Regions from separate parts of the Homo sapiens genome. Here region 2 is linked to region 1. The links are chromatin loops, found by intact Hi-C in ENCODE. Cell type or tissue: PC-9. All regions are shown on one strand. Each heading gives the region's core, and the rest is flanking DNA. Links, peaks and the distances in the headings are about the cores only. Region 1 overlaps LOC107984449. Region 2 overlaps LINC02405 (long intergenic non-protein coding RNA 2405).

The links. A loop is a pair of places that touch in the nucleus more often than their neighbours do. Peaks named below come from ENCODE experiments on the same cell type or tissue, not always from the same donor. Only the 100,000 strongest peaks of a DNase experiment are listed, where the experiment ranks them.
Region 2: a loop joins it to region 1, with 12 times the contacts of the local background. A loop is called at or near these places in 1 of 110 quality-filtered maps.

What each region holds. Positions count from the first base shown.
Region 1 is chr12:127,118,188-127,130,634 of GRCh38, forward strand. LOC107984449 reads left to right here. Exons shown (of 5, transcript XR_007063517.1): 2 at 1,367-1,491. Among named protein-coding and RNA genes, the nearest start is that of LINC02405, 64 kb to the left of the region's middle. RefSeq lists enhancers at 7,619-8,818, 7,684-7,753. In PC-9, for the core only: no CTCF peak of the experiment used is centred there; a DNase peak (open chromatin) is centred at 7,934; H3K4me3 peaks cover 610 bases; H3K27ac peaks cover 1,805 bases.
Region 2 is chr12:126,928,746-126,941,192 of GRCh38, forward strand. The region is part of intron 4 of LINC02405 (long intergenic non-protein coding RNA 2405); the gene reads right to left. Among named protein-coding and RNA genes, the nearest start is that of LINC02372, 60 kb to the left of the region's middle. In PC-9, for the core only: no CTCF peak of the experiment used is centred there; a DNase peak (open chromatin) is centred at 7,996.

The DNA.
Region 1 (12,447 bases), core at 6,435-8,934:
AAAAAGTGTTTTCAATTTTCAAAGAGACCTGGGATTATATTGAAAAATGATCCTGCTCTTCTGTCATTGCCATTACACTGTATCACCAGACAGGTCCATAAACACTGATTTGACGTTAGAAATGTTTGATAATGTTGGCCAGGAGCTACATTATTCATACACAAACAAATACATACTTATATCAATAATGTATACAAATAGATTTCTTCCTCTAAATTATATTTAGTGACTTAGTAGTTGGTCCATAAGACACATTCGGTCATAAAAAAATTTTAATGTTGCTGCTAAGGATGTGAGGACACGGTTAGGTCAACAATGGTGTGCCCATTAAATGACATATTTTTCAGCAGTTAAAAAGCCACTTCCAAAAGCTTACCAGAAAATGTTTCTGAGCTATATTTTATACTTAAAATGCTGATAAATATGAAAATATATGTATTAATATATCACAAGGCTCAAAGTTAAAATGTTGAAAAGGATTTACAATGAACATTGTTCTACCATTCCTGTCATTCGGCTCCCTAGTTCCTCGCCCAAACAATTGTTTCCTTTTTTTGTGTGTCCTAACAATGTGTTTACATAAGCAGATATATTTATATATGTGTGTATTTATGGGTACATACATTTATATATGTATGTGTATTTGTATGTTATAAAATTATATTTACATAGACAGGTGACCTTAAAACAACACACAGCTATGCACTGTGCAGGTCCACTTACAAGTGAGTTTTTTTCCATAAACATATTACAAAATGATCTGGAGATTTTCAGCAATCTGGAAAAACTCAGAAACCACGTCACCAATAAATAGCAAAACAAAATAAGAAAAAGTTAGGTACGTCATGAATGCATAAAATATACATAGATACCAGTCTATTTATGTGTTAATCAACTGTTGATGTTATCAGTAAGGCTTTTGGTCAACAGAAGGCTGTTGGTAGTTAGGTTTTGAAAGAGTTGAAAATTATGTGCGGATTTACTGCCATGTGGGGAGTTGGTGCTTCTGACCCCTACATTGGTCAAGGGTCACCTGCATCAGTATGAGTAGTTGCATGTGTGTGCATTCTGAAACACTATGGTAATAGAAGAAAAGGAAAGTGTGGAAGAGCAGATATGATAGGTTCCAATTTGTGTGAAAGAGGAAAAATCTAAATATATGTAGGTTTGTAGATATAGTTGCTATTTAGAAGGACATAAAGTAATGGAATAAGAGAGAAAAAATAATTTGAGCTGTTTACATTTTGCAGTTTTTTTAAATGTCTGTTACATGCACATATAAAAGTTTAATGAAAAATCTATTTTTCAAGGCTTTGATATTCATGACATTTCTTCCACTTATAAACAGTGTCTTTCTCTTTCCTAGAGTCTGGCTGGCCTGGAACGTGCCATGACTGTACAATATGATAGGAGGGAGACTGTACCAGCTCCAAGCCAGCTTTTCTGATACCTGCAGCTTCTGATTCCTCTGGAGGAGAAGTCAGCTACTAGGTAAGAAGTCAACTCACACTGAGGCCGCCATGCAGGGAGGAAGCCTAAGCCAGCCCAGTGGGGAGGCCATGTGGTGGACAACTGAGGAACCCAGTGGACAGGGCAAATTGAGACCCCAGACATGAAACCAGCTGAGTCATCCCAGTCCTTTGTATGATTGCAGCCACGGCTCCCATTATTGTGGCTCAGAGATGATCCATATCCCCTCTCCCCTGAGCAAATTCTCATCCAAAGAATCATGAGGAACTAAAATGGTTGTTCTTTCATGTTACTATGTTTAGAGGTGGTTTGTTCCATTACAATAGACAGCTGAAGCAAGCATGCAGAACCTTACTTTCCAGAAATGGAGAAGGACAGTGGAGGGTTTGTGTGGATGAGAAGCAAACACAAATATTTCTTTCCCTTTGTGGCTGAGAAGTATTGCAGGTGCAGTTTTAAAAGCCCCATGGATAAACAGCTCATGTAGGTCCAGGTCCAGGCTTTGAATGCACTACAGTTCCCTTGTTGGAAGCACCAGCCTCAAAGCGAATAAAGCAAATGTATTGATCACCCTGTATGCCACTGAGTGACATGGAAGGTTTTAACAAGAGACCATCTCCTCTACCTCACTGTGAACTGAAGAAAGACAAACCACAACTCCTTGGAACTTCATTTTCCCCTAGTATGGAGACATTCTTATCCTGGGACAACTCCACTGTCTTATTGAAAGCATCAAATAAGATAACTCTGGGTGAAAGTGTTTTATACACTGTAAAGTGTCGTACAGACCTGGTGACTTTCTAGATCCTATTTTGAAGAAAAAACAATTATTCAGACCTTGAATTACAGCAGAACTAAGAAATAGGAGGTAGGCTGGCATAAGACCTAAGATTGTGTGTGTGCAGAGCAACGGTCTGGGCTGACACCTTGGCTCTTCTATTTATTTCCTGCATGGCCTGAAGAATGTGACTTTATTTCTCTGTACCTTACTTTGCTTATCTATAAAATAAGGATGATAATACCCACCTCTCATCATGCCATAAAACTTACATAAGCAAATACCTGTGAAGTGCTTCAAACAATGCCTGGCACATAGCAATTGTGCTGCTATTTTAACTATAATAATAATTTAAGGCTTTCAATATCTTTATGGTCCTCCAAACACTTTGTTCTGACAACAGAGTGGTTGTCATAAAATTTAAAACTTGGAATGACCTTACTATTGATTAATCTAACCCAACCCTCTCCCGGTATCATCAATAGCCTCATCAATCGCCCCTCATGCTTGCACATTTTCTGAAATGGGAACTCACTGTCTCCCTGGTAGCCTCTATCCTTGTTGTGGGGCTCTGATAATTTGCTTCAAGTAAGTGTCCAACACTGAAGTTGCTGAGTCAGACGGCATATTCACTTACAAGCCTTTCAATTCTAATTCCCAATGTGTCCTTAAGAAAGGTGATATTCATATACAGTACTACTCATAAAGTGCCCAATTCAACACAACCTGAAGCAAGGAGAGTTGGATTAAAAGCCACTTTCTAATTTGATCAACAGAACAATAACTATTCTTCTTTCCTATTTTATATTCATTATAGTACTAATGAAACTAAGTATTTTTTCTCAAATATTTACTGCCTTACTTTTTCCATTTTGACTTGCCTGTTAATGTCCTTTATCTATTTATTTGATGCATTTGCTTTTACCTTGATTAATTTATAGATTCCCTGTCTTAAGCATACTCGTTCTTTGTTAAAAAGTTTGAAAATAGTTTTCCCAACATGTCATTTAAATTTTAGTTTTGATTTTGGTCTAATGTGATAAACAGATATTTTAAACTGTTTTGTAGCTAAGTTATTTTTTATGGTTTATTCTTTAGCTTGTATGATACAGAAGCCTTCCTTGCCTATACATCACATCAATATTCACTTCTGGGTTTCTCTCTGCTCATTATAGGGGATTTCATTTTGACATGACAACTAATGCATTTTGTGGCACTAAAGCCCATAAGGTTATCCTTCTCTCATTCCATTAAGACCAGGGGGTCTTTATTGCTTCACAAAGGAAGGGCAGTTAAAAGGGAAATAAGACACGGAAATATGGGAGTGTGTGTCGCTGAGAAGGGTCCCGCTTTCAGCCTTCTATCTTCCCTCAACAATCCTGAGCCTTTACCTGGTATGTCCCAGGACAGAAACAGAGTCCTGCTGTCTTTCCCAGGGAATGTCATGGAGGGGTGCCAAGGCTTCAATAATTTGTTCTAAAAATGGCTTTGGAGAAAGATGTCATGATGTGTTTTTAGCTAGTTGCGCCTGAGACAGCTACAGACTTTAATCTCATCAAGTGCAGTGACTGGAGCAGCCAAATATTTTTCATAAGAAAAATGGGCAAGAAATGACTGCAAGAAAGCCCAGGAGGTATATGCTTTCTCATCAGGGCAAAGACTGAATCCTCAGCACTGTCTAAGCTGTCACATAATACATAGACATAAGTCCTGGACCATTACCAGAGAGAGACACAGAGATGACTGAGAAAACTTAAAATAAAAAAAAAAAGATTAAAAGAGCCCCATCAGGTCAATACCTAGATGTCGGCCTTGTGAGACTGAACAGAGAACCTCGTCATGTCTGCCTGGACTTCTGGCCCCCAGAACCACGAGCTCATAAATTGTAAGCCTCCAAATTTACGGTAAGATCTTAGACAGTATAGAAAACTAATATATAAGTTATTTTATAATGGCTTGACAAGTTGAGGAAGCATTTGCTGTACATCTCACATGAGCTACTTTAGTAGAGCAATACACAGCACTGTCTGATCTCTCTCTCTCTTTTTCAAACACACACACACACACATAATTGATGCAATGCGTGTGTGATGTAACTCCATTATAGGAAAAGAAGGTCTACCTATTTAGAAGCAAGCCTACCCAGAATCCAGATGTTGATTTTTAATACCATTCTCCCATGAAAAGAACCACAGTTTCCTGGGAAAATGACTGATTCTAGGACTGAGACAGAGAATATGTAAAATGAGGCTGGAGCATCTTGTTGTGCCAGAACGTAAGGAAGTGCTCAAAAGAAAAAAAAAATCATTGTTGGGGGTATGCAAAGGTACAAACTGAAAGCGTTCTCAGCAGCCAGTGCTAGACAAATTCATGCAACAAAATAAATAAAATACTTTTGGGTAACCCAAAGTACAAAGAAAATATTCATGAGACATCTTGACATAAATGCTTAAATCAATCAATAGAAGAGAAGAAACAAGTCTCTTGTGTAGAATAATTCCAGGTAATTTATGTAGATTGTCTGCCCTCAAGGAGGTTCAGCATAACTCATCAGTCCTTCAGTGAGGACTGGACCTAAATAACCATAGCCATGGTGACATGTCAGGACAGTTAGTTCTTTTTCATCCTCATTTAGCAAGAGCCCAAATTGTTCTCATCTGTTTCCCATGGCTTCATGGAGTAAAAAAATAAAATTCTAAATATGAGTTTCTTCTCTGCCGTCACTATTAGCATCACTAGTACATACCCTATATGCAATGCTTCAAAGAGGGTTTTTCCCTGTGAGCTTCTGTGGTAGGGAATTTCATTCTCACCATTTTACGATCCAGGAAAGTAAGGTGTGGTTAGAGACACTCGTTGCAAGGTAACTCAGATATTAAGTAGTTGACTTGTGGTTTTCTGGTGGAGGGAAGACCTACCTGTCCCCAGTCCCTCCACACATTGGTTAGGATGCTGAGACCAGTGTTGAGATTGTTGATCCAAAAATGCACATAAAATGTATGTAACAGTTTATTAGTCACAACTGGGACTTTTGGGGACAGCAGGATTGTTCCTAGTACCAATGGAGCCCATGGCTTGAGTGGAGCAGAGGGTGGGGGATAGAGGGTGGGGGATAGAGGGAGGGGAATAGAGGGTGGGGGGTGGAGGGGGATAGAGGGTGGGGGATAGAGGGAGGGGGATAGATGGTGGGGGATAGAGGTAGGGGGATAGAGCATGGGGGATAAAGGGTGGGGGATAGAGGGAGGGGGATAGAGGGAGGAGGATAGAGGGTGGGGGATAGAGGGAGGGGGATAGAGGGTGGGGGGATAGAGGGAGGGGGATAGAGGGTGGGGGATAGAGGGAGGGGGATAGAGGGTGGGGGATAGAGGGAGGGGGATAGAGGGTGGGGGATAGAGCATGGAGGATAGAGGGTGGAGGATAGAGGGAGGGGGATAGAGGGTGGCAGATAGAGGGTGGGGGGATAGAGGGTGTGGGATAGAGCATGGGGGATAGAGGGTGGGGGATAGAGGGAGGGGATAGAGGGGGGGACAGAGGGAGGGGGATAGAGGGTGGGGGATAGAGGGAGGGGGATAGAGGTAGGGGGATAGAGCGTTGGGGATAGAGGGTAGGGGATAGAGGGAGGGGGATAGAGGGAGGGGGATAGAGGGTGGGGGATGGAGGGGGGATAGAGGGTGGGGGATAGAGGGTGGGGGATGGAGGGGGATAGAGGGAGGGGATAAAGGGTGGGGGATAGAGGGAGGGGATAGAGGGAGGGGGATAGAGGGTGGGGGATAGAGGTAGGGGGATAGAGCATGGGGGATAGAGGGTGGGGGATAGAGGGGGGGACAGAGGGTGGGGGATAGAGGGTGGGGGATAGAGGGTGGGGGATAGAGGGAGGGGGATAGAGGGTGGGGGATGGAGGGGGATAGAGGGAGGGGATAAAGGGTGGGGGATAGAGGGAGGGGATAGAGGGAGGGGGATAGAGGGTGGGGGATAGAGGGAGGGGGATAGAGGGAGGGGATAGAGGGAGGGGGATAGAGGGTGGGGGATAGAGGTAGGGGGATAGAGTGTGGGGGATAGAGGGTGGGGGATAGAGGGGGGGACAGAGGGTGGGGGATAGAGGGAAGGGGGATAGAGGGTGGGGGATAGAGGGTGGGGGATAGAGGGAGGGGGATAGAGGGTGGGGGATAGAGGGAGGGGATAGAGGGTGGGGGGATAGAGGGAGGGGGATAGAGGGTGGGGGATAGAGGGAGGGGGATAGAGGGTGGGGGATAGAGGGTGGGGGATAGAGGGAGGGGGATAGAGGGTGGGGGATAGAGGGAGGGGGATAGAGGGTGGGGGATAGAGCATGGAGGATAGAGGGTGGAGGATAGAGGGAGGGGGATAGAGGGTGGCAGATAGAGGGTGGGGGGATAGAGGGTGGGGGATAGAGGGTGGGGGATAGAAGGTGGGGGATAGAGGGAGGGGATAGAGGGGGGGACAGAGGGAGGGGGGATAGAGGGTGGGGGATAGAGGGAGGGGGATAGAGGGTGGGGGATGGAGGGGATAGAGGGTGGGGATAGAGGGTGGGGGATAGAGGGTGGGGGATAGAGGGAGGGGGATAGAGGTAGGGGGATAGAGCGTTGGGGATAGAGGGTAGGGGATAGAGGGAGGGGGATAGAGGGTGGGGGATGGAGGGGGGATAGAGGGTGGGGGATAAAGGGAGGGGGATAGAGGGAGGGGATAGAGGGAGGGGGATAGAGGGTGGGTGATAGAGGTAGGGGGATAGAGCGTGGGGGATAGAGGGTGGGGGATAGAGGGGGGGACAGAGGGTGGGGGATAGAGGGAGGGGGGATAGAGGGTGGGGGATAGAGGGTGGGGGATAGAGGGTGGGGGATAGAGGGAGGGGGATAGAGGGTGGGGGATAGAGGGAGGGGATAGAGGGAGGGGATAGAGGGAGGGGGATAGAGGGTGGGGGATAGAGGGTGGGGGATAGAGGGAGGGCAGCCTTGCCTCTGATTGCTAATGGGAGGCAGGCTGGGGTGGGCTCCAGTGCACAAGTCCTGGCTTGCATGGCTCAACTCCCTACAGTGCTGAGGGAGGCGATGCTGGACTTTCTTACCAGGACAGGTGAGGGTGGGGGCTTGAAAGGGGTCAGGGGCCAACCATTAAAAATGGAATCAGACTCTGTATCACAGCAGTGATGTAGAATATTAAACTCAGCTCTCAGGACACCAAAACCACTAGGGGGTTTCTACCCCACAGCAGCTGCCATATACAACACGGTCATGGAGACACACACAGACCATATGCAGGCAACAGCTTGCATTTTGAATATTACTCACCACTGTGAGTCCTGGGCTGCATCACTCCTCACTGGTGAGCCTGTCTCCTAGGCACTCTGGGGATGATCAAAGTACCTGTATTGTAGGACTGTCCTGAGAAGTAAATGAGAGATGCTTAACTTAGAGCCTGCTGTGTTGTAAATGCATAAACATGGAACTCAGTTAATCATCATTCACTCAACAGCATCGGTCTATCTTCCTGCCCACAGGGTTCTGCATCCAACCTCAGGCAAAGGTGCAAGTCATGGGGGTTTCCCAGTGAGTGGAATGGCCTGATGGGCGTGTCATCTCTACTCCTCCATGGCTGGGAAATGTGGATGAGTCATTTGCTTAGCAGGACTTTACTGAGCACTTTGTGTTTTTGTTTTGTTTTGTTTTTGTAATTGTGTGTGCTAGGCACTGTTCTAGGTGCCACAGACACAGCATGAAACAAGATAGGCAAGATTCCTGCCTTGGGCAGTGTACATCCCAGTGGGATGAGTCAGTGATGCCCATATTCACAAATGAATAAGCAAGGTGGCTTAAAACAATATCAGTTTGCTGTCTTATACTTTTAGAGGTCAGAGTCTAGAAATTAGTCTGTGTGGCTGAAATCAAGCTATCAGCAGGGCTGTGTTCCTGTTGGAGGCTCCAGGGGAGCATCTACTCCTGGCTCTGTGTTCCTGTCGGAGGCTCCAGGGGAGAGCGTACTCCTGGCTGTGTTTTCCAGTTTCCAGAGGCCACCTGCAGTCCTTTCCTTAGGTCCCTCTGCCAGCACTCCTGACACTCTAACCTCTGCTATTGTGGTCACCTCTCCTCTGACTCTGACCCTCAGTCCTTCTCCTTATTAGAAAACATGATTACACAGGACTCACACAGATAATCCTGGGTGATCTCCCAATTCAAGGCACTGAATCACATCTGCAAAGTCCCTTTTACAAAATAACATGTTCAACAGCTCCAGGGACTAGCCTATGGACATTTTTAGGAGCCCTACTACACTTGCATATTGCAAAACTTTGTATATTAAACCTATGAAAAATGAGTTCAAATCAAAATCACACATCCAAATGGCCTACAATCTCCAGGAAGATCAGATACATGGGTCAAAAGGAAGAGGCATAGCAATGGAAATTTATATTAATTTGCTCAAACTGACATAACAAAGCTCCACAGACTGGGTGGCTTAAACAGCATAAATGCATTTCCTCACAGTTCTGGAGGCTGGAAGTCTGAGATCAAGGTGTCTGTAGGGTGACTTTCTTCTGAGGCCTCTCTCCTTGGCTTGTAGGTGGCCGTCTTCTCCCTGTGTCCCCACATAGTCTACTCAGTGTCTGTATCCTAATCTCCTTTTTTTTTCTTTTTTCTTTTTCTTTTCTTTTCTTTTTTTGTTTTTTGTGATGGAGTCTCACTCTGTTGCTCGGTCTGATGTGCAGTGGTGCAATCTTGGCTCACTACAATCTCCGCCTCCCAGGTTCAAGTGATTCTCCTGCCTCAGCTTCCAGAGTTCACAGGCACCTGTCATCACATCCAGCTACTTTTTTTTTTTTTTTTTAGTAGAGATAGGGGTTTCACCACATTGGCCAGGCTGGTCTCAAACTCCTGACCTCAGGTGATCCGCTGGCCTCAGCCTCCCAAACTGCTAGGGTTACAGGTGTGAGCCACCGTGTCTGGCCTAATCTCCATTTCTTATAAAGGCACCAGTCAGATTGGATTAGGACCTGCCATAACAACCTCATTTTTATTAAATTACCACTTCTCTAAAGACCCTCTCTTCAAATACAGTTATATTCTGAGGTCCTGAAGGTGAGAAGTTGAACATACGTATTATGAGCACACACAATCCAGCTCATGACAGAACCCAGAGCAGCAGAGTGGGCTGCAGTGACAGGAGGAGGAACTGATCTGTCTAAGGGGGCGACAGCTCCAGCCAGTGGTCACCCCATAGAAATGTGGGCTTCTGAGACATAATAGTCTCCTGGATTTTCAACAGAAGTCCAATGAAAGTTTTCATTTTGTTTGTTTTTGTGTATGTTCTTGCTTACTGTTTAAATAAGCCATCCTGGGTTAGCAACCTGCATACCCAGACTCTCTCTTATCCCTCTGGACACGCTGTGGGAGAAGAGAGGGGGCTTCTTTTCTCCTGCTTTGTCTCCCCTCCCTTCCATCCAGGTTGGTGATGAGTTGTAGAGGGAGAAGATAGAAGATGCAAGAAAGAGGCTACCTGCCTAGGACTGGCATGAGATGGTGCAGGTGCTCTCTGGGCAGGGCACATGTTGAAAGCAGCTGTTTTTGCAAAACATCCCCATACAAAAAAAGGAGTAGAGGCCACCACCCTTGACTCGTCCAGCTCCTACACTGGACTTTGACTTCCATGAGGGCTGCATAGAGGCTGACTTTTGACTCTAACCCCTGGGATGGGCACAAGGCCAAGCCACAGACAGAAGTCAGTAGATACCTGTTAAATTTATGAATAAGTCAAAGAAATGCCTTGGAAAGAGAAAGATGTTCTATCAGGAAATAACCCCCTGAGAAATCTTGCAGGTCTGCACGTGCGCTGAGGCTGAGGGGCCTCTGGGACTTCAGTCAAGGCACCCAGATGAGTCGGTGGCACCCTCTGCCTGCTCTATCTTGATGACAATGAGAGGGATGATCTCAGTTTCCTCTCTGAGCAAGAGAAACACAGATTTTAAAGGATCCAGCAATCTGTGTTGAGAAACTACTTACAAATGACTTGTTTTCATTGGTCTGTATAGGAGTATCAAAAGCTCTTCAATTTCTTCAATAATTTCATCAGAATCCACTAATGAGATAGCTGAACCAAGATATGGGAATTGCAATCAACAAAATCAGGGAAAAGGAAAAGCTCTTTGATTTACTCACATTTGTTCCTTCCTTTTTCTGCAGTCTTATTTGAATGGGGACAGCTAGCTAATGACTATTCCAATTCTGCCAAAACCTGAGAACGATGCCAAAATTCAACTGACAAAATATTAACAAGATACAACTCTAAGGAAAGGTTGGCAATACAATTACATGCACAAAGAGTAAACAAATGCTAGCCTTTCTCTCTAATTGTCGCATGAGAAGACATTCCATGGTTTCAGGCACATAAGAGCTACTTCAGGAATCAAAGGCTCACTAAGGAAGAGCGGGGATTTGTGATGTAATAGGAAACATTTCCAAGCCTTCATTACAGAGCAAGGGAAAACTGAGATTCCTCAAGCATCATGAAACGAGATCTTCCCCGAGTCTAAGAGGAGCCCACTAGAGAGGCATTATAGGCGTTTATGCCTCTCTAGGATGCCAGGCAGGCTTCAGGCTGTAACCCTGGAGGCTGGTGAGGAACCTACAAAAACAGGAGCCCTCAGAGCTGGGGCCAGCTCCTTCCCCATGACTTCCTCCAGGTAAACCCTCTGTGCACCTAAGGCCTGAAAGGCTCACAACAGGGTTAAAATAAAAGCTGTCTTTTAGTGACAGGGTTGAATCTTCAAATGCCTGGTGTGCACAAAACATACACAAACTTATTTGCAAGTAAGCAAAAGTTAGCATCAACAGCCACTGCAGCACCCCGACACAGTACAATAAAGAATATTTGTGCTTCTGAAACAAAGGTGGGAAGTGGATTTCCTGGAATAATAAATTAGTTACTGCATGTTCATCCAGAGAACCAGACCCACCAAGAGCCATTGGCTGCAGGTCTAAGCATTCTTTGGATCTATTTATTTTAATTCAAATGAAATCTATCTTTTTTATTTTAAAAATAGCATTGGAGTCACAGGAGAAAATAAGAAAGGTTTCTCCTACAAGTGAAGTTTACTATTCATTTCTACCTCTTTTTCTGTCTAAAGTGTTGATGCTGCCCTCATGGAAGTCAAAGTTGAGTGAAGGAACTGGATGAGTCTACGTTGGTGGCCTCATCTAATCTTAGCCATTTAGGAATACAGGTGATTAAAGGCAGCTTCCCTGCTGGGCGCGGTGGCTCATGCCTGTAATCCCAGCACTTTGGAAGGCCGAGGCGGGTGGATCACAAGGTCAGGAGACCAAGACCATCCTGGCCAACATGGTGAAACCCTGTCTCTACTAAAAATACAAAAATTAGCAGGGCGTAGTGGTGCATGCCTGTAATCCCAGCTACTCAGTAGGCTGCGGCGGGAGAATCGTTTGAACTTGGCAGGCAGAGGTTGCAGTGAGCCGAGATTGCGTCACTGCGCTCCAGCCTGGCGACAGAGTGAGACACAGTTTCAAAGAAAAAAAAAAAAAGCAGCTTCCCGCTTCCCTTTCCTCAGCTCAGAGGCGGATCAATGTACAAGAACAAATAAAATATGGAAAGACAGATACAGTTTTTATTATTTTCTGGGGAAAAGTCCAATCTCTAGGCTCATAGAGTCAGTGTTTCCATAGCCAACCAAGGATGGCCAGTCCTGGGGGCTGTACCTAATTAGCATAGGATGTCCGGCTGCTGTTGACCACCAAGGTCTCAGAACAGAGCAGCCCTACTGGAGAGGCAGAGAATAGAGAGAGGATGAAGTTATGGGCAGGTAAGTAGCATATTCTTTTTTCTCTGAAGGGGACCAGATAAAATTGCTTGAACTTTACTAACTAAATGTTTTATGATACAGAAAATAGGCAGATTTTTTTTTCTCAATAAGAGCCAGGTGTTACTTAAGATGGTTGTCTTTACTGAATGGAAGGGAAAGAGAGAGAGAGAGAGGGAGAGAGAGAGAGAGAGACGTGAAAGAATGCAAATCCCTAATAGATCATCATATGCACTCATTTTATCTCCAGTTGTCTGTATTTTGTGGCGATTATTAAAGTTTCTCTGTATTCCTAATGCCCTTTTGTGAATTGTTAATACAATATTACTAAATCACTTTTCTCTATTATTATTATTATTTTTTTTTTGAAATGGAGTCT
Region 2 (12,447 bases), core at 6,621-9,120, 190 kb before region 1:
GAGTTGATGTGTGGATTCGAGGTGTGGAGCTGCAGGATAGTCTCAGAGTTGGGGTCATAGATTCCAGAACTGGCCTTTTGGGACTCAGATCTAGCTGTATAATCTGAGGCAAGCCAGCAAATCTCTCTGTGCCTTGGTTTCTCTGTTGGTAAAACGGGGAGACTTACTTTACAAGGTTGTCGTGAGAATAACTTGGGTTAATATTTGAAAAGCACTTAGAATAATATAGAGCACATAGGCAGTGCTAGGAAAAATGTTATTAATGAATGAAAGCACATATTTCACAACCACATTAGAATGACATGGAATTGGAATCTAAAAATAAAATGTTCATGATGCGAAGTGATTAAAGTATTGTTCTCTCAATGCTGTCATTGATTATGTCATCAAAACACTTGTGTGAGTTTGACTTATCATTATATCCATTTTACAGATGAGGAAGCAGAGGCTTCCTAACTACAGGCTAGCTGCACAAAGACACATAACCAGCCATTAGCAGAGCTGAGACACAAACCTAGGTTACATGAATCTAATTTTATGCACAAAATACCACCTTAAACTGCCTGAGCCTCCTGATGCCCACACCTTGGAAGCAATTTCTGTAAGGAAAATACATGTCCTTATTAAAGCAACAACCAAAAACATAGTCAAAACCTCAGTATAAACAATCTTCCCCTCTTTCTAAGAATACATTAATAGCATAACTATCACTGCAAACAAAGCTGGGTTCTCAGCTCCACAGAGCCCAGGTGAGGACAGACTCACAAACTGCTCATTGCTTTGCTGACAATTGCAGTTCAAATTCTTAGTGACAATTCAGCTTGGAGAACATCAAGTGTCATAGAAAATGGAGAAATCAGTGAGATCCCAAATACTGGATTCTAATTTCCTATTTTTCTTTAATGCTTATTAACATGAGGGTAAGAAAATATTCATTAAAAGACTCAATTCTATGGAATATTTTAATAGAAATCTTTTACCATCAAATTTGAATATTGAGGAGTCTTTAAATGTCCATGAGTTCAGACTCTTGGCATTGTCAAGCATAACATATGTTATATATGTGAGATAATAATAAAGTGAAGTAATATCATTAGCTATAGGTCCAAATGGCCCCACATTATACAAAAATGAATATAGCTATAAGCCATTTAGGAAAATATTCTCAACTATGTTTGAGATCAACTTCTTACCCCTCTAATTCCCAAAATACTTAGAAGAAAATCTGTAATTTATTCTTTGGATAATGTTAATTTTTAAGAATCACAATTTCCTAATTATTATTTTTGACCAATGTACTGATTTAAAACAGATTTTCTCACAAAGAAATAGAAATAGTTTTTAAAACTTTGTATTCAAAAAGGTTATGAAAATAATGTATGAATAATCCCAGATTCAACTTATTTAAGTTATATAGTTTTGTCTTTTAGATAAAGAATAGTTTATGAAAACATTTCTCTCTCTTTTTTTGTCTTAAGAACCTTGTTTCTGGGAGGTGTCCAAAGGTAGGAGGAGGGGGGCTTTTTTTCAAGAATAATTAACGTTCTGTGTTTCACTCTATATTAGTTATTATAGATGTTTCTTGTTTCCGTAGATAGATATTCACGACCGGGCTAGAAATGGCTGCAGAATTTGTTCTGTGAAGGGCCGGCTGAGGCAGCCATCCGGTAACATCACCTGGTAACACCACCCGGTAACATCATCGGGTAACACCATCCGGTAACACCATCCGGTAACACCATCCGGTAACATCATCCGGTAACATCACCTTCAGACATCCCAGGGGTATCTTTCTGTGTTACCTCCATTCCTCTCCTTTCCTAAAAATCTTCTAAACTATGGGTTTATAGGGGTCGAGTTTGTGATATGCATAACCAAATCCCACATATATGATTATCTTTTGTAAATTCCAAGAATGCCCCTCTTAGCCTGAATCAACAACTATCAGACAGATTTAGGGACTTGTTCTGCTTCCAGAATGTAGACTTTTCTACACTGTTCGGCCTGCACTACATACCAGGACCCACGAATTTTGCAGCAACCAGCCTTAATTTTTCTGAAAATATCTTTCTTGCCACTATTTATTGACTCATTTAGCTCAGCTCACAGCAGATGGAATGTCTAATCAAGAACCCTATAGACAAGATGATGGAGGGGATGGCACATCACGTGGCAGAGGATGGTGTTCTCGGCTTTCTTGTGGATGAAAAGAAACGCTTAGCTGTTTCCTTCTCATCCAGAGAAAATAAAGTACAGGGAATGCACAAAATCGAAATGAAACCAAACATATTTGTTTAAAGGATAGCCTCTACTCGTGAATAAAGTTGATTCTTTGTGGTGTAGAGAAGTCATCCAGCGCTCCTGGGGTAAACGCCGAACAAGGACACTAGCGTCTTTCTCCTTTGACCTTCATCACGCAGGCACTCAGGAAGATTCTTCCATCTTTATTTGCTTTACTTTTCCCATTTGCAAAAGGAGAGCAATCATGCCACCTGTCTGCCCAGGTGGCCTTTTGAGGATAAATGAGAAGAGAGAAGGCATTTTCCTGCCAGAACTATTGTTCGACTCTGCACTCCTTTTTTGCTGCTCCCAGGCTGAGGGTCATCTTCAGCACTAATTGCCTCATCTCTTTCTACATTGAATCTCTTGGCAGTGAGAAAAGCTGCTATCTTGTATCTCATAGGAACATCCACCCATCTGGTTCCTCAAGCTCTACTGTGTTCCCTTGGCCCTGCCATGTCTAGAACCCTAGTTGCAAAATCTGAGTTCCATTTCAGATGTTACCGCCCACTCACTGGGTAATTCAGCCTTTATAATTTTCAGTCTCTACAGTTTTAAAGTAGGGATATTAATATATGTATTGCTTGTTTTGTAGGTTAATAAGAAAGTCATATTTTGTGGAGTGTCCAGATGCACTAGGCATTAATTAAGACATGAGTATGTGAGGACACGTTAAGAAATGAAAATTGCAGGCTGGGTGCCATGGCTTACACCTGTAATCCCACACTTTGGGAGGCAGAGGCAGGCAGATCACTTGAGGTCAAGAGTTCCAGACGAGCCTGGCCTATATGGCAAAACCCAGTCTCTACTAAAAATACAAAAATTAGCTGGGTGTGGCGGTGCATGCCTGTAGTCCCAGCTACTCAGGAAGCTGAGGCGGGAGAATGTCTTGAACCCACAAGGCTGAGGTTGCGGTGAGCTGAGATCATGCCACTGCATTCCAGCCTGGGTGACAGAGCTAGACCCTGGCTCAAAAATAAAAAAAAATTAAAAATTTAAAAAAAGAAAAGAAAATTGCTACATGCATGTTTCAACTTATCACCCTGGAATGTCTTCTGATTTTCTATTTTTAAAGAGAGGTATTCTTCGAAAAATGGCACATGGCTGTAAGAGGGCCAAGATTCTATTGAAATCTCACCCAATAAATCATAGCATATTAATTTCTTCCCAACCTGAGAGCATTTGTGTCCAAAGAAGACTTCTCAACATAAGACTTTGGGGAGTTACCATTAATCTGTTAGAACTGACCTCTGACATGAAACTTACAATCACTTTTGTAATACAGAAAGCTGAAAAGGAAAATGAACCTGGGCTTGACCCTGGGATATATTTGTTAGTGATGTCATTCACACTGTCTATAGATGAAAGATAGTAGCGACTACTTTATAAGGTAGTTAAGAGAGTGAAATACACTAATGAGAATGAGACTGTTCAATTAACAGAGGCTGTTGCTATTAATATTAAACTGTACTTTTTCCCCACTGTTTGCATGTAGATTTGAGTATAGTAAGAGAACACTTAATGTCTTATTTATTTATAAAAGATAATGTATTTCTCTATCAAGTACCCATCTGAATACGTATGGAGACTGTCCTCTGTGTGACTGTCAGGGTTCTAGGCTATTTGTGACTTGTTACTCAGCCATCACTTGTTTGTTGTCATTATCTACCTGGATCAAGATGACTTTCTCCTTCCTCTTAGGGCCAGGTCCCAGGAGATACACACATCATTTCTTATTCACATCTCATTGGCCACAACTGAGTCAAATGATCACATTGGATCTGAGCTCCAATGGAGGCTCAGAAATATCTATTTTTGAGAGATGCCAGACAAAGCACTGTACATTCTATTCAAGTGAGAAGAAAAGAATAGCTATAAGGGAAAATCTCATCTCTGTTACAATTGTACACCAGTGTCAAGTACATGGTTAATGTATATATGCTGAATTAATTATTAGACCACTGCTAAAATTATGTTTAACATTTGATATTAAAATAGTATTTTCTGTCTTAAACAAATAAAAACCTGCATTACCATCTAACAGGAATTTCCTAGGATGAACATATTTTACTAAATTTAATCATAGAAGATTTATCTCATAATTATGGAAAACCTATCATCTCAAATGGTGCCGCTGCAATTTCTGGGGTGTCCCATTAGGAGCTGCTATAGGGTAATGGTAGAACTAATAAATATTATTCCAAACTATGGTTCACAAAACTCAGAACCTTTAGAAATGAATTAACATATTATAATCATATAATAATTATTTTCATCACGTGTCCTTTTCACATACTATCAACATAGGTACCGCTATGCTTTATTCTATGATTTTAAAATTATGGAACCTAAGAAATCAGCTGAGTACAACTCAACCTCATAATTGGCAATGCTTTTGAAATGTACACATTAAACTGCATGAGCAGAAGAGCAGCTGATGTGTTTTCTGAGTTTATTCCCAAAAGTCAGACACGCATGTCAAATGTTCTATTTTAAAAGACGCAAAGAAGCTATTTCATGAATAAAATCTGCATTCTACATCTATACACACACTCTTATATACTCCATAGCTTTTTTAAAAATTGTGATTGTTAATGCAAAATTTAATTTGTTTTCTAAATTAATAATGGTTGTTTCTCTAAATTCAGGAAAATGTTATTGGAATTCAGAGGCTATTTTGAAGACAATATAGCATCTTTTAAATGCTGGAAATCCCTCTTTATAAAAGAATGTGTAACAAGGAAATGGAATAGCCTGTCTGCTACCACATGTGATTATTTTGTTAAAAATAAGAACAAAAACAGTTATTTGCTTAACTAAAACCACGTGATAACTTTCAGATAAGTATTTTACTTAAGCTCTATATTCCTTAAAGGAAAAACAAAGTCAGAAGTATTTGTGTAATATCTACATTAGAGTCAAGTCGTCAAGTTTAATATCCCAATTTCTTACCCAAAAACAAAATTTGCAAATACAAATCAATAATCTGTTACACTTACAAAACTGTCTTTAGATTACAAGTTGATATTAAATAACAATTGTATTATTCACTCCTTAAAAATGCATTCAAAGGCCAGGCGAGGAGACTCATGTCTGTAATCCCAGCAGTTTAGGAAGTTGAGGAAGGAGAATCTCTTGAGGCCAGGAGTTCAAGACCAGCCTGGGCAACATAGGGGGATCCTGCCTCTACAAAAAATACAAAAATTAGCCAGGCATGATGGCCTATACCTTTAGTTCCGGTTACTTGAGAGGCTAACGTGGGAGAACTGCTTGAGCCTGGGAGATTGAGGCTATGAGTGTACCACTGCACTACAGCCTGGGTGACAAAGAAAGACCCTGTTTAAAAAAACATGCACTCGGCCGGGCGCGGTGGCTCACGCCTGTAAACCCAGCATTTTGGGAGGCCGAGGTGGGCAGATCAGGAGGTCAGGAGATTGAGACCATCCTGGTTAACACGGTGAAACACCGTCTCTACTGAAAAAAAAAAGAATACAAAAAATTAGCTGGGCGTGGTGGCGGGCGCCTGCAGTCCCAGTTACTCAGGAGGCTGAGGCAGGAGAATGGCGTGAACCAGGGGGGCAGAGCTTGCAGTGAGCCGAGATCGTGCCACTGCACTCCAGGCCGGGCGACAGAGCAAGACTCCTGCTCAAAACAAAAACAAAAACAAAAACAAACAACAAACAAAAAACCAAAAACATGCACTCAAAAGAGTTAGCTCAAGCATCTGGTGGTATCCACTGTATAAAAACCACATTATGATCCAGCAATCCCACCTCTAAGTATGTATCCAAAGGGATGAAATGAGTATGTTGAAGACGCAGCTGCACTCCCACTGTCACTTGTGCATTGTTTACAAATAGCCAAGATATATAAACAATATAATATAGGTAATATAAACATATAGAAATATAATTATCTTTATAATAGAAACACTATAAATTTCTGTCAATGGATGAATGAATAAAACATTGTGTGTGTGTGTGTGTGTGTGTGTGTGTCTGTGTGGGTGTGTCCACACAGGGGAATACTATTAACCTGTAAAAAGAAGGAAATTCTGCCACTTGTAACAACATAGATGAACCAGGAGGACGTATGCTGAGTGAAATTAACCAGACACAGAAAGACAAATAGTGCATGAACTCACTCCTCTGTGGAATTTAAATAGTCCAGCCCATAAAAGCAAAGAGTAGAATGATGGTTGCCAGGATGTGGGGAGAAGGGGACAGTAAGGGTTCAGTCAGGGGGTACAAAGTTTCACTGCGGAAAGATGAATAGGTTCTGGACATCTAATGTAAAACGATGTGACTACAGGTAACAATACTGTGTTGCATATTTCATATTTGCAAGAGGGTAGCCACTCCATCCATCTGCCAACTTACTAGGTTTTTCTGTACGTTGAGTGTAGAGACTGTTTTGTTCTTTGTGTGTTTAGTGCATCTAATACAGTATTTAACAGAGAGTGGGGCTTGTGTCAGTCAGGGTGGATCAGGTTATGCTAAACAAAATCAAATTACCAGCGGCTTGTAATAACAAGAGAGTATTTTCAATCATGTTCAATGACGAACATGAACTAATGGGGTTAGGAGACTCTGTTCCCGGAGATACTCAGGGAATCAGGATGATAAAGAGTGAATCTTAAGACAAGCTGTCAGATCCACAGTGCAGAGAAGAAGAAAGGTAAAAAGCCAAGTGCAAGCACAGAATGCTTCCAGTTTTACCACCTCAAACATCCACACGCTTGCACCTAAGGAGTCCAATCAGACAATCTCCTGTTCTCACAAGAAGATGGGAACAGTGTATTTGTGCACAGTATTAAGTGGGCTTCGGTGCTCAACAAATACTTGCTGAATGAACGAATTATAGATTACTGCAAAAACCACAATTACTTTTGCACCATCCTAATAATTAGAGTAGGTGCTAACTTCGAATTTAATTATTTAAAAATATATATTAACTATTTTCTCTGTACCAGAAAGTCTAGTAGGCATTAGGTAATGAATATTAAAGAAAATAATCAAATGTCCTAGTAGGAGAAAACTATTATTATGATTCCACCTAGGCTGGATGTAGTGGCTCATGCCTATAATGTCAGCACTCTGGGAGGCCAAGGTGGATGGATCACTTGAGCCCAGGAGTTCGAGACTAGCCTGGACAACATAGAGAGACTCCTGTCTTTATGAAAAACGCAAAAATTAGGTGGGTGAGGTGATGCACACCTGTGGTCCTGGTCACTAAGGAGGCTGAGCCAGGAGGATCACCTGAGCCCAGGGAGGTCAAAGCTATAGTGAGCTATGGTGGTGCCACTGCCCTGCAGCCTTGGTGGTAGAGTGAGACTGTCTCATTAAAAACGAAACAAAAAAACATATCCACGTAAATGAGAACTTTATCACTCACCATTTCATAGTGAATTCTGCAACTTTCAGTTTTAGCAGGTGGTCATAATAATACAAAAATATCTTCGGCCTTTTTGCTGGACCCGTGACAGGGATGTGTGGTTTAGCTGGCCTGCCACACTCACCCCCTTGCAGGAGGCAGCACGTGAGCGAGCAAGTGCAGGGTCCAGCTGGCTGGTCCTGCAGGGCCTGTGGTGGCACCTAGGTGGGGATGCCTGTGGCCCTGAAGCCCAAGAGGAGGTGTTACGGTGCTCTTTTAGTTCTGCCGTTTCTGGATGGCAGCGTGTTGGCAGCTCAGTTGGCTCCTTGCCTCATTGCATGAGTCAGCTGTCCTCTGCCGGGGAGGGCAATGAGCCAGTGTGACAGCCTTTTTGGGTACCCACACTTGGTGAGTCCCAAACTCTTGTCTTGCATTCAAGAAGAATGAGGTCACACAGACAACTGAAGGATAGTGAAAGTGGAGAATTTAACTGAGCAATGAAAACTGCTCTCAGCAGAGAGGAGAGCTGGAGAGAGGATGGGAAGGGCAGGTTATCTTCCCCGAAGTCCCGCCATCTCCTTCAAGGTCCGGCCATCTCTCTCCAGGTCCAGCCATCTCTCCCACTACTGACTGAGTCTGGGGTCTTCCTAGGCACAGGATGGGATTGGGGCAGGCTGTAGGTAATTTTGGAAAAGGCTACATTTGATTGGTAAAAAGGTGTGATTCAGAAAGAACCAATCGGGAGAGAGCGGGCAAACAAGAATAGAAGATCTCACGTTGGGCCAGCGGTTCCAGGCTGATTTTTTATTTGTATTTTTGGCTTGAAGGCGTGGTTTCACTGGGGATCCACCCCCGTCTGCCTAGAATTTCTCTGCCTCCTGCCTCTATGAATAATTTGAAAAGAAGGAATTATATGCGGGACAACATTTTTTAATATGTATAATTTTTATTATTACCAATAAGCAAACCTGTTACTTATAACTTGGGCTCAGCAGTTTTCTGCCCATCAAAATGTGATGAGAAGCTTTGTGGCAGTTGTCATTTTTTAAAAGCACAGTGTCAAATTCATACCCACCAAAACAGAAAGTCTACAGTCAGGCATTTGGGTTTTGAAAATGCTCTCCTATAGATTAAAAGTGCCATAGAGACAAGACACTCTTCTGTCAGTTAGCTACTCTGTCCTCTGTGTGTGGCAGATAAATATTTGTGATTGATTAAAGTGCACTCCTGGTTAATAACCTCTGATAAATGGACTTTCCCCCAAGATCATAAGCAAATGCCACATCATCAAGGGGCCTTGCTGAGCTGCAGGGATGTCAGAAAAGGAAATTTCCTGGATTCTTCTCCCCAGTCTCCATGCAGATGGAGAAGGGCAGGTTGGAAGAATAAGAGGCCTTACGAAATGTTGCTCTCTCACCACAAGAACCTACAAAATAACCATCTTAGTATGTTTATTAAGCCTCCTGACCCACATGGAAGGGCTTAATAAACATACTAAGATGGTGCCCATGACAGCCTGCATTCAGATCCCTTCTGGAGCACTGGAGCATAAGAGGCTGGCAGACGTGTCACATATTTTTTTACGAGGCACTCTGCTGCCTCTGCCCACATCCCACTGCCGAAAGTCAGTCTATGGCCATGCCCAACATCACTAGGAAAGAAAGCACTTTTGTCCCCTGTAATAGCAGAGAGGAGAAGGACTATTTGCTGAATAATCTTCCAGGTGATAATAACAATCATTATCATCATGAGTACTGTCATTATCTGTCAACAATTATTAATCACAATCGTTAGTAAGAGCATCTCTCCTTTCCATCTCACAGCCCTCATCATCTGCTTCGTGCTCCTCTCGTGTCCATTCAGGTTCAGTGGCACTAAATCACTAGTGAATATAAGGGGCAGAAGGAGCAGGTTTTTGCCTTTTTTCTAACATATCATGCAATCTGTCAAAATGGCCAGCTTATAGATAGCCCCCAGGAAATATGTGATGGATGAGTGGATCAATATTGTTCTTAGAATATCCAAAGGAAGTAGAGAAAATACATACATGTGTACTTATATAATTGAGTACATATAGCATGTGTATAGAAATAACATATGTATGTATGTATTGTATGCTTACATAAATGTATATGCCTATATGTATGTGTATATACACTTGTATGTATACATTTTGTATGTATGTTTATATTTATATATAGTGCGTATATATGTATGTATACATGTGTGTTTATATATATGCATGGGTATGTGTATATACATGTATGTGTGTAAACATTTGTACACATATGTGTCTGTCTATAGGTATGTGCACTGTGTGTATATAGGTATGTGTATTGTGTATATCTGTGTGTATATCTGTGTGTATATGTGTACATGTATATGTATGTGCACTTGTGTATGTGTGTATGTATGCATGTGTATATTTATTTATGTGTATATATGTATGCACATATATAATTATGTGTATATATGTATGCATGTGTGTATATATGCATGTGAATGCACGTGTGTGAATGCACACATGTATATGTGCATGCATGTGTATATATCTCTGTGTTTATATAAGTACGTGTGTGTAGATGCATATACATATATTTGTGTGTATGTATATATGTATGTGTATTTGTGTGTGTCTATGTGTATGTGTTTGTGTGTGTGTGTGTTTGGGTGTGTATTAATGTGTTCAATACTGTCAGGAAGTGTTTTATTGCTGGAGTCGGCGTCTCCTTTGTCTGATGTTTTATGATGTCTTAGCCAGGATGGCTGTTAGAACTCAGAAGAAAAAGAGTTCATAAGGAAGGAATGGGTGCTGGGCTTAATACCTAGGTGATGCAATGATCTCTGCAGTAAACCACCATGGCACACCTCCATGTAACAAACCTGCACATCCTGCACATGTACCCCTGAACTTAAAATAAATGTTGGAAAAATAAAAATAAAGAATTGCTTCCAGTGATAATGGTGGTGAAGCTGGTTATGTCTGTGTTGGCTCATGTAACTACCTTAAAACTGACAACTGTGCAAAACTGCTCAGTGCAAAATGAAGAGTTACATGCTGAGAAGGGAGGCATGAGCCACTGATGAGTACAAAACTGCTAATAAAGCTCTCATTTTACCCTTATCTTGTCCTTATGACCTTTACAGAACACTTGTTGCCAAGGATACTTAGGCACATCAATAAAACTAGAGAAGAAAAAGTATGATAAAATATAATAATGGAAAATTAAGTTACCAAAAAAAGCAATTTTCTCCAACAATAATGGGACAAAGACTATAACAGACACCTCACCAAAGAAAATACATGGATGGGGAATGAGCATAAGAAAAGATCCTTTACATCATATGTCATCAGGGAAATGCAAATTAAAACAACAAAGAGATCTATTACACAGCTATTAGAACTGTCAATATCCAGAACACTGATAAAACCAAATGCTAGTGAGAAGGTAAAGCAACAAATCCTCTTGTTATTCATGGTAATGCCAAATGGTACACTCTATTTGGAAGAGAGTTTGGGGCCTCTTAGAAAACTAAGCATACTCTTACTATACAATCCAGCAATCATGCTCCTTGGTATTTACCCAAAAAAGCTGGAAACTTATTTCCACATAAAAACCTGCACATGGATGTTTATAGCAGCTTTATTCATAATTGTCAATATTTAGAATCAATCAAGATGCCATTTAGTGAGTGAATGGATAAATAAACTGTGGTATAGCCTGACCAGGCAATATTAATCAGTGCTGAAAAGAAATGAACTATTAAACCATGAAAATATGTGGAAGAGCCTTAGAAACATACTATTAAGTTAAGGAAGCCAGTCTGAAAAGGTGGCTACATACTGTGTGACTTCAATTATACGACGTTCTGGAGAAGGTAAAACTGTGAAGACAGTAAAAACTTCAGTGGTTTCCAGGAATTGGGGGTGAGAGGGGTGAATAAGCAGAATATAGATAATTTTAGGGCAGTAAAACTATTGTGCATGACACTCTATGAAGGCGTGTCATTTTAAATTTGTCCAAACCCATAAAATGTGCAACACCAAGAGTGAACTCTAACATCAACTGTGCACGCTGGGTGATAATGATGTGTCAATGTAGGTTTGTCAACTCTAACAAACGAACCACTCTGGTGAGGGATGTTAGAAATGGGGTAATCTGTGCATGTGTTGGGGGTAGGGGACATACAAAAAAGCATCCATCTTCCTCTCAATTTTTCTATGAACCTAAAACTACTCAAAAAAATAAAGTAAATTAAACAAACCAACTCTCATCATAATTACTCAGTTTTATCGACTCATCTAATTTTGCATTAACTGCCTCCAGTAGGAACCACTTAACTTGTCTTTATTTTATTTAGAGTTTCTGAATTTTATGTCCTTTGATAGGGCAAAAGAATCTTATACTGTAATGAGAACTCAGGACTCGACAGACAAAAATTGTAAAAAACCAACATGTAGAGTCACAAGGTTCTTGTTCATGATTTCCACAAGTGCTCTACTTGGATTTACATTTTTTAAGCAAAAATAAGTGCATTAGTTCTTTGTTCATTATGGTTCCAGTAGATAGTGCTTACATTTCTTATTAAAACTTTTCAAAGTAGTGCAAAAAAGAAGATGGACACAGAAAAATCGTGCCATATAAATACCCATCATGCCACATAAGTACCCATCAGCAGTTCTGTTTTAAAAAAAAAAGCTATCATTAAGGAAGAAAAAGTGTAAATTACAAAAATGAGGTCACAATGTAACTCATATAAATTGCAGCCACCTGTTTTTCTCATTTCCAGGAG